2 separate regions of the Homo sapiens genome follow, and region 1 is linked to region 2. Evidence: chromatin loops called from intact Hi-C (ENCODE). Cell type or tissue: chondrocyte. All regions are shown on one strand.

Region 1 (5,000 bases), 690 kb before region 2:
GAAACAATAAAAAAATAAAAAATTTTAAAAAAGAAACTTCTCTCATTAAATGCATGGATGGGAGGTGGCTCAGAGGGTGGTTGTGTAGTTTCAGGAAATCTTTATTGCAAAGATTAAAATGGAGGAGCCTTAAGAAGCCAATACTCTCCAACTAAAAGAAAACAATCTGTATATTCTGCAGGATTAGGAGATCACAGATACTAGATTGTTTCAGCGTCTTACAATAAAAAGAATTCAGTTTTTCTAGTATAAATTGTGGCTTTTCTTTAGGATTGTAGGGTTTTTTTTTTTTTGATTGGCAAATGTTTTATAATCCTAATGATCCATTATGTGCTTTATACCAATAGGAGTTATAAATGTTCAGAAGCTGGTGACTTAATTATAGCTATCTTTTTTTTTTATTATTAAGAGACCATGAGTACTATTTTAATTTTGTAAGGGAAAAAGTTATTGAAGTTATCTATTGTCCTAACATATTTTAATTGCTCTAAAGTTCCCTCTATCAGAAGAAATAGAGGACCATTAAGAACATTTTGGATGGTGTTTTCTTTCTACTTTTTTTAAATTAAAGAAATATTTATTATAAGAAGGATTGCAAGTGTTGCATAAGAAATGAAACAAGTGACAGCTCCTCTCACCCCAAAGAAATAAGTTTGATGCATATTACTCACTTGTGTGGTTTTTTGGGTTTTTGTTTGTTTAATGAGATATTATACCTGTGATTCTGTAACTTTCTTTTTGCATTTAACAATGTAAAATATCATTTCAGACCAGGCGTGGTGGCTCACGCCTGTAATCCCAGCACTTTGGGAGGCCGAGGCAGGCAGATCACTTGAGGCCAGGAGTTTGAGACCAGCCTGGTCAACATGATGAAACCCTGTCTCTACTAAAAATACAAAAATTAGCTGGGCGTCGTGGCACATGCCTCTAATCCCAGCTACTTGGGAGGCTGAGGCAGAGAATCGCTTGAACCTGGGAGGCGGAGGCTACAGTGAGCCAAGATCGTGCCACTGCATTCCAGCCTGGGCAACAGACCAAACTCTGTCTCAAAAAAAAAAAAGTTGGATTTATTTTTTGATGTTTTAGTGAGCATTTTATGTTTCCCAGAATGTCTCTATAGGACACCAATTCTGGGTCAGCTTTTTGGTTATAGACCATGCAAATAATGTTTTCTTTTTACCCCTCCAGTGAATATTTATTGAGCATCTGCAGTGTCTAGGTTACCGTGCTGGGCACTAGGGCAGAATGAAACTCTCTTATTTTAAAATGTATTTTACTTTATTTTAAAAACCTTTTTGTAGAGACAGTCTCACTTTGTTTTTTGTTTTTGATTTTGCTTTCAGATAGGGCCTTGGTCTGTCACCCTGGCTGGAGTGCAGTGGCACAATCACAGCTCACTGCAGCCTCAACCTTCTGGGCTTACGAGATTCTTCCACCTTGGCCTCCTAAGTATCTGGGACTACAGGGACATATCACCACTCCCGACTAATTTTTTTTTTTTTTAATTTTTTGCAGAGACAGGGTTTTGCCATGTTGTCCAGGCTGGTCTTGAACACCTGAGATCAAGTGATCCGCCCTGCCTCAGTCTCCCAAAGTGCTGGGATTACAGGTGTGAACCACCACGCCTGGCTTTATTTTTAAATATGATGCTTATTTAGCTAATATTCATTTTCCTGCTTTTCAGAACGTTGGAATTACCTTTACAAGGTATAGCCTTTTCCAAAAACTTTTGTGTACTCTTTAAATACCATATAATAGCTAAATGAGAGTTGTTGAGGTATAAAACTTTGCAGGTTTTCTTTTGGAAATGGTTTATTTCAGGAATATAAGACTAACATTGCAAATTTTATATTTAAATTATCAAAATACATATTGGAGCTTTATTATAAATATTTGAAATTAAGCTTTTTGATACGTCTTTTAAATTGTGCTTTGTTATCTATAGATGTGGGGAATAACTGAACTATTTCTGGTCAATTATTTATTCTGGATAATCAAGATTGCTTATCTATACTAGAGTTTGAAAGGTTTAGATATTTCCTACAGGCTAGTTCCTATAAGCTCTTAAAAGGGAATCTTCCTTTGTACTGTATTAGAAGAAAACCCACAACTTAACTTTACTTGCCACATGATGGCAGTCTTGCCTCTTAAATTAGGGGAAAGGCAGCCATCAAAGTTGATGGAAACTCGGATTTTCAGAACGATTGTTGCCAAAAACCAGAACTTTGGTAATCTTCAACTTGGAAGCAAGTTGTTTTTAAGTTTCATTTGTAAGTCAACTCTTTGTTGCTTGGAATACATTTTCCATGGAACAATGCTAAAAATGATGGGCAGTTTTCTAAATTAGCCTACAGAAACTTTTAAAGTCTCAGCTTTTCCCTCCACTTATTTTAAATTTATCTCATACACTTTTTTTTTACTATTTTTACAATTGTAATAAAGTACATATAAAGATCACCAAACTTACCATTTTAACTACTTTCAAGTGTAGAGTTCTGCAGCATCAAATATACTAATTGTTAATGCAATAATAACCAGTATTTCCAAAGTTTTCATCACCGAAACAGAAGCTATGTACCCATTAAGCAATAGCTCTCCCCGCATTCTCTGATAATCCCTGATTTACTTTCTGTCTCTTTTAGTTTGCCTATTCTAGGTATTTCATGTAAGTGGAGGCCAGGCGTGGTGGCTCACTTCTGTAATCCCAGTACTTTGGGAGGATCACCTGAGCTCAGGAGTTTGAGATCAGCCTGGGCAACATGGTGAAACCCCATCTCTACTATAAATACAAAAAAACCAGTCAGACGTGGTGGTGTGCGCCTGTAATCCCAGCTACTGGAGGCTGAGGCGGGAGAATCACTTGAACCTGGGAGGCAGAGGCTGCAGTGAGCTGAGATCGTGCCACTGCACTCCAGTGTGGGCAACAGAGCAAGACTCTGTCTCAGAGAACAAAACAAAACCAAACACATAAAAGTGGGCCGGGTGTGGTGGCTCACGCCTGTAAGCTCAGCACTTTGGGAGGTCGAGGCGGGTGGATCATGAGGTCAGAAAATCGAGATCATCCTAGCCAACATGGTGAAACCCCATCTCTACTAAAAATACAAAAATTAGCCATGTGTGGTGGTGGGCGCCTGTAGTGCCAGCTACTCAGGAGGCTGAGGCAGGAGAATCGCTTGAACCCAGGAGGTGGAGGTTGCAGTGAGCCAAGATGGCACCACTGCACTCCTGGGCAACATAGTGAGAGCTTGTCTCTACAAAAGCAACAAAAAAATTAGCTTGATGTGGTGGCACATGCCTGTAGTCCCAGCTACTTCAGAGGCTGAGGTGGGAGGATCGCCTGAGCCCGGGAGGTCAAGGCTGTAGTGAGCCATGATTGTGCCACTGCACTCCAGCCTGGGTGACACAGTGAGACCCTGTCTCAAAAAAGAAAAAGAAAAGAAAAAAAGAAGTGGAATCATACAGTATTTTTCCTTCTGTGTCTAGCTTCTCTCTCTTAGCATGTTATGTCACCTATCAGAACTTCATTCCTTTTTCCAACATTCCATTGTATGTATATACTGTGTTTTATTTATCCATTCTTCTTTTGATGGACATTTGGTTTGCTTCCCCCTTGTAGCTCCTGTAAATAATGTTGCTGTGAACACCGATGTAGAAGTATCTGTTTGAGTCCCTCCTACGCCTATTTGTAAAGCTGCTCTAACTCCTTTTTGAAACAAGTGGGAGCAGAAATAAATGTTTACTCATGATGTTATGGTACCGGTCTGTGTTCTGGTTTGTAGAAGCTGTGGGCTTAGGTAGTGCTGGAGGAGAAGAGGTGTAGAGATGTTTCTTTCCTCATTCTTGAACTGAGGGTCTAGGCCTGGGCATAACTGGCCTTTCTGCACCTGTCTTCTGCACACATTCTCTGTCGCCATCAACTCTGGCTTACGTCCCTGTCTTTTCTTGTTGTCCCTTTCTACTCTCAAGCTCCTTGCACCTTTTCACCCCATCCAGAAATCTCAGAACAGATACACTTGGTGACGTGAAGAAATATGATACAAGAATTTTTTTTAAAAAGCATTCTTGCCAACGTAAATGAATTGTGCTCCAGTGATTGGGATTCCACCCAGACCATAATAAATGATCTAAAGAGAAAGATATTTTAGTGCAAAGGACTGTGAAATAGATTGGTCTTACCTAGGGTCAGTTTCCTGCTTTTTACAGCTCTTTTCTGCTTTAGAAATTATATATCATCTAAAAGCACCAACATTTTTATAACGTGGCTCCCACTAGTAGTAGTGAATATCCAAGAGGTGGAGTGGCTTTGGGCAGGGGAAGCCCTTTGTGTAGAATGATGTTTTATGAGCCAAGGGCCACCTCTCTGGATCTAGTATTTAATGAACAGTGAATTGGGAAAGATTATGTATGTAAGTACGTACGTATGTATGTATGTATGTATGTATGTATGTATTTAGAGAAAGGGTCTTGCTCTGTCACCTAGGCTCTGTCTCCTGGCTCACTGCAACCTCTGTCTCCCAGGCTCAAGTAATCCTCCCTTCTCAGCCTCCTAAGCAGCTGAGACCATAGGCATGCAACACGATGCCCAGCTAATTTTTTGTATTTTTTGTAGACAAGGGGTCTTGCCATGTTGCCCAGGCTTGTCTCAAACTTCTTAGCTCAAGCGGTCCACCCACCTCGGCCTCCCCATGTGCTGGGATTACAGGTGTGAGCCACCACAGTATGGCCTATTTATGGAATAAAATGCCACCCCATATAGTTTTATCATTTATATTAAAATATACATTTCTACCATATCTACCTGCTTTGAAATCCACCTGTGCCACTTAATGTCTGTTTCATTCCTGGGACTTTTCAAATATATTTTCTTATTAAATCTTTTTTTTTTTTTTTTTTGAGACAGTTTCCCTCTGTCGCTCAGGCTGGAGTACAGTGGCACTGTCTCAGCTCACTGCAACCTCCACCTCCCAGCTTCAAGTGATTCTCTTGCCTTAGCCACCCAA
Region 2 (5,000 bases):
TTTGTGTGACTTGCTTTATTGTGACGGTCACTTTATTGCAGTGGTCTGGAACCTGAACCCACAACATCTTTGAGATATGTCTGTATTTGCAACTGAACTTCTAGCAAAACGAATTTCACAATTTTTCCTGACCATATATCTTTCAAAGAAGGATTATCCCCTGCCCATCATCAGAAGACGATACTGGGGACTTTCTTCTGCTCACTATTTGAGAGCAGACTACCCACTACTCTCACTCTTCATGAATTACTCAAGTGACCATGAAAACAAAATCAGTTCTTCCAGAGCCCCTGCTGGCTGCCCTGCTACTGGGCTTGGGTTCTTCACTGTACTATACTAAAGATTTGGCTCCAAATACCAGTGCTATCACTTCCTGGCTATGTGAGCTTGAAGGTGGCATTTGACTAATTCATGAATGTCAGTTTTGTTGCTTGTAAAGTGGGGATAACCGTATCCATTTGAGACAGCAATTTTGAGAATTAAATAATGTTGAGCATCTGAAACATAATGTAAGTTTGTCCTCCCTGCCAAATTAATTCTTTATCTACTCTGTTTCAAAAGGCTTCTCCCATCCCCCTCTTGAGGAAGACAGCCCAAAACTATTTTGCCACTTTGAAAAACCAGACGTGTCCAACAGCTGTCTACCATTCTACCTTACGGAGACCTCTTGGGGAGGTCATTGGTGTTCCAGTTTAGTGTTTTCCAAAGTATGTTCTGTGGAATAGTTGCTCTGCAAGTCATTGTACAAAAAAGTTTCACAGGAAATAAATGTGAGAAATGCTGTAAGTATAACTTTAACTTGAAGAGTCACAATATATATTTGCTTTCTAAAATTTCTGAAAAAAAGTCCTGCAGTAAAGAAATACATTTAATCAAGTATTTTACACACTTATTTGACCATGGGTCTCTTTCTTATGTAAAATGACATTTATTATCCCAAAGGATATACTGTGGTCTGCTCACTTGGCCCTAACCTTCTCAGCCCTTTCACCTCCTTTTAGCAATAATTCATGATTTGGAAGTTTGAATTGGAGGAAGTGCATTCTACGTGATGTAGAAAAAGCTGCTCTTATTTTATGTTGCTAAAATAGAGGTCATAAGCTGACAGAATGGACTCTTTGTGGTAATAAGATACCAAATTATAAACAAGACCTAAGGTGGTAGTAGGCAAGGGTTAAGTCCTACAGCCCCTACAGTTAAAGAATAAACTATTTTCTAACTGCCTCAAGGTTTTTCTTTTTCTCTATCAGCAAAACAAGCACTGGTCTCCAGATAAGCAATATTGAAACAATTGCAGCTCACTAACCACCAAACACTGACTAACTGACCTCGTGCTCCACAAGGCATAACTACAGCTCTGACTGGACAAGAGACTGATTTCAGTAACTTTCTTCTAAGAGACCACAGACCGGTTCTGGCTGATTCATAGAGGCTGAGCGTTGATTACTTTCATGTCCCTGCTTCACCTTTTAATGTGTGTGGCCTAAATTTGACTGTATCTTAATGTTGTCTCCACCCCAAAGTGAACATGTGTTGTATGTTACATACATGTTCATTCTGTGCATATGTATTGACTCATAAATATTCATAAGATTCTCCTATAACCTACTGAATATGTATGTATAGCTAATTTCCTTGGGCATAAATCTCAACCTCTCCCTTTTATCCTCTGAAGTGCCTGCTATTGGTCTCTGCCAGAGGCTAGCTTCTACCTGTCATGATGGCCACCCTGCAAGCTGCAACTCGTTATAAGAAATAAAGTCTCCTCTCCAAATTTAAGATCTCATGATTTTAAGCTGACAATGCCTATACATGAAATAACAGAAGTCAGACCTATAAACAGGTTATCAAAATAAGGTACAGTAAATGCATGAGGTACTAGAGACCCATAGATTATCCCACTCTATTGAGCTGAGCGTCCCGTAAACCTCTAAGACAGGCTATGCAGATACGACAGGTCCTGATTTTATAGTCATTGAAGCTATGGCGATCCCCATTAGCGCAGAAGCGAGTCCTCTCTCACCACCACGCTGCCTCCTGAAGGTGGTCAGGTGAGGCTCATAGTTACTCAGTGTGCAGCCAAGGCTAACGCTTGGCTCCATCAATCCTGAAGTCCCACCTGATTGCCCAATGAAAGATAAAGCTCGGGGGGGCTGAGAAATAATACACGTGAACTGAAGGGCAGTGTAATGTTCCCCTCAAGGGGAACATTATTGCTTTACAAGCGTGGATTCTTTGTTCTGAACCCTAACTGTAAACTAGGAATTGGGGCTGAGAGCTTCTTCCATTTACAGCCCTAGGCTCTGCTCTGCATCCAAGCTCCGCTTCCTAGAAGTGCTGCTTATATTATTAACCAGGCTGCAGCCGGAATTAGCCAGAAACCACACTGTCGGCTCTGCTTTGCGGAAGGAATAGGAGCGAAGGACGAGGCTGCCCCCCAGTGGGAAACCCACAAGAAGCAGCGACGCTTCCAATCAGCTCACAACTTTCAGTATTGCAAGGAGAGGAATGGGCTCCGCATTTCCAGCTCCAAGCACTCCATTTCAGAGCCGCTGGGGAGGATTTTGGGGTGCAAATTCTTTTACCATTACGGGGTAGTGGTATGGCGTTGAGAAATAAGAATAGGCGAACCTCGTATCTACCAATCTCCCAACTCTATAAACGGCCCCTGGTTAAATCCAGATTCCGGATCCTGGCTGGGAGATTTTGATTTAGCAGGGCAGGAGTGGGAAACTAGGGAGGGTTTGGGTTTTAAATCAGCGTAATTCTGATCATCTGGCAAATTTGAATATTCTGCGCTGGGAGGCGACTTTCTGCTTCACTTTCCCAGAACCCGGGCAGGGGTCAAGCCCTTGCGAGTCAAGGGAACCCAGGAGTTGCTCTCTTACCTTTGTATTCCCGCAGCCTCCAACTGCAACTCCGGCGTCGCCCGGGCAGCCCGACCCAGCCAACCTGCCCAGGATCCGCCCATCCGCCGCGATTTCCATGGCGACCGATGGCGCCGCCTTCCGCAGCCTTAGGGCGGGGTAAGCGGGGGACCTAACTCTCTGTCCAGGCACTCAGTGCCCGACCTGCAAGTGGGGACGGAATTCTCGTCCAGGACAGTCAGGCTAAGAAGTAACTTTTATTATTATTATTATTTATTACTTTGAGTACTTCTTGCGCCCATTATTAAAAATTAAGTGTTTCTTTTTTGTTTTTGTTTGGTTCGGTGGGTAGAATATATGTGACATGTTTTTCTAGGATTTTCTTCTTAACATTTTATCTTCAGATTCAAATGCTTTGGACAGACTCACCGACTGCCCGGCTGAGAGAATCTGTGAGGTCTACCTGCCTAGCAATTTGCCTTTGCACGGTCCTCCTGTGAGGAGTGAGGACACACAGGTATGTGGCTTCTGTAAATGTCCACGCTGGGATAGTTCCCAGACCGTCGACTTTCTGTCCCTTTCTTGACTGTCCAGTCTCACCTTTCTCTCAAACACTGCTGCTTCAGCCGAATCCAGATGTGGGAGGCCAGGTTCTCAGGTGGCCTGGTGGGAATGCAAGGGCGGTGCTCTCAGAAACATCTGGGGGCGAGCTTGCCACTCAGAAGCAGGGAAAACTGTTTCAGCTTTCTTTATGAGAGAGACACACCTGGCTGGAGGTGCTGGTTTTTCTGCTTGACAACCCTGAGGCCTGGGCATACCTCAGAGGTGCTTCAGGTAGCTTGGTCAGCATGTTTCAGCTAGTCAGGTCCTACCCCCACGGTCTGTGGGCTTTTAGTTTTGGAGTGGGTATGATGGAGTCCTAGGACCCTGGATGACCTCACATTCAGGGTGCTTTCTTGGGGGCAGTTTGGCTGTTCAAGCTGGCTGGAGGCCAAATGGAAATCTAGACATCTCAGAAAACTGGTTGATATGCTGGGTTAGTGAGGATGAGGGAGGGGAGTGTTGTTTTACTTTTCACAGTAACCCAAAAGAGTTACCATCTATTACTATCTCCATTTTGTAGAAGAGGAAAGGGAGGCGCAGAGAATTTCAGAAACTCCCAGGATCTGGCTTCCACGTGCACACTTGGTACTTTGAATTTAGCTTAATTTTCTTTTTCCCTAATGGAGTGTTTATTCATGCTACCTTTCACCCACTCCTATTAATCTAGCCAAATTCATTCACTCATTTATCAGTAAGCTGTTTCATTTCTGCCCCCTCCCCTGTCACTGTAGTTCCACAGGACCAGAGACAACCACATGTGTTTTATGAAGTTATGTATCTGGCATGCAATTAGGCTCCAAGGAAAGTTTGATGAATGGATAAAGAGCAAAAGACAGTGAGTGCCTCAGAGTTTTTGCATTTATTGGATAAATTAGGAGGAGAAGGAAACATAAGTAACATTTATAATTACCTTTTCTGGACCAGACACCTAAGATATTTTATCCCCCTTTATTCCTGTACCGTGAGATAGGAAAAGTTTAAGACCCACTTCCCCACCCCCCAACTCTATTTTTATGAATGAGGAAACCGAATGTATTAGTCTGTTCTCACATTGCTGATAAAGACATACCTGAGACTGGGTCATTTATAAAGAAAAATAGGTTTAATGGACTCACAGTTCCACGTGGCTGGGGAGGCCTCACAATCATGGCGGAAGGCGAAGGAGGAGCAAAGGCATGTCTTACATGGCAGCAGGCAAGAGAGTGTGTGCAAGGGAACTGGCCTTTATAAAACCATGGTAGTGAGAAACTTATTCACTACCATGAGAACAGTATGCGGGAAACTGCCCCCATGATTCAATTACCTCCCTCTGGGTCCCTCCCATGACGTGGGGATTATGGGAGCTATAATTCAAAATGATATTTGGGTGGGGACAAAGCCAAACCATATCATTCTGCCCCTGGCTTCTCCCAAATCTCATGTCCTCACATTCTGAAACCAATCATGCCTTCCCAACAGTCTCCCAAAGTCTTAATTCATTTCAGCATTAACTCAAAAGTCCACAGTCCAAAGTCTCATCTGAGACAAGGC

The links. A loop is a pair of places that touch in the nucleus more often than their neighbours do. Peaks named below come from ENCODE experiments on the same cell type or tissue, not always from the same donor. Only the 100,000 strongest peaks of a DNase experiment are listed, where the experiment ranks them.
Region 1: it touches region 2 in a loop (3-fold over the local background); 6 of 110 quality-filtered maps call a loop at or near these places.

What each region holds. Positions count from the first base shown.
Region 1 is chr9:83,909,505-83,914,504 of GRCh38, reverse strand. All of the region lies in intron 2 of KIF27 (kinesin family member 27), which reads left to right. Among named protein-coding and RNA genes, the nearest start is that of KIF27, 9.4 kb to the left of the region's middle. In chondrocyte, a CTCF peak has its summit at 2,126 (motif pointing right); no DNase peak of the experiment used is centred here.
Region 2 is chr9:83,217,266-83,222,265 of GRCh38, reverse strand. It overlaps FRMD3-AS1 (FRMD3 antisense RNA 1), which reads right to left and starts at 2,921. Exons shown (of 3, transcript NR_184120.1): 1 at 2,889-2,921. It also overlaps a transcript of RASEF not described here. In chondrocyte, a CTCF peak has its summit at 2,444 (motif pointing left); a DNase peak (open chromatin) is centred at 2,969.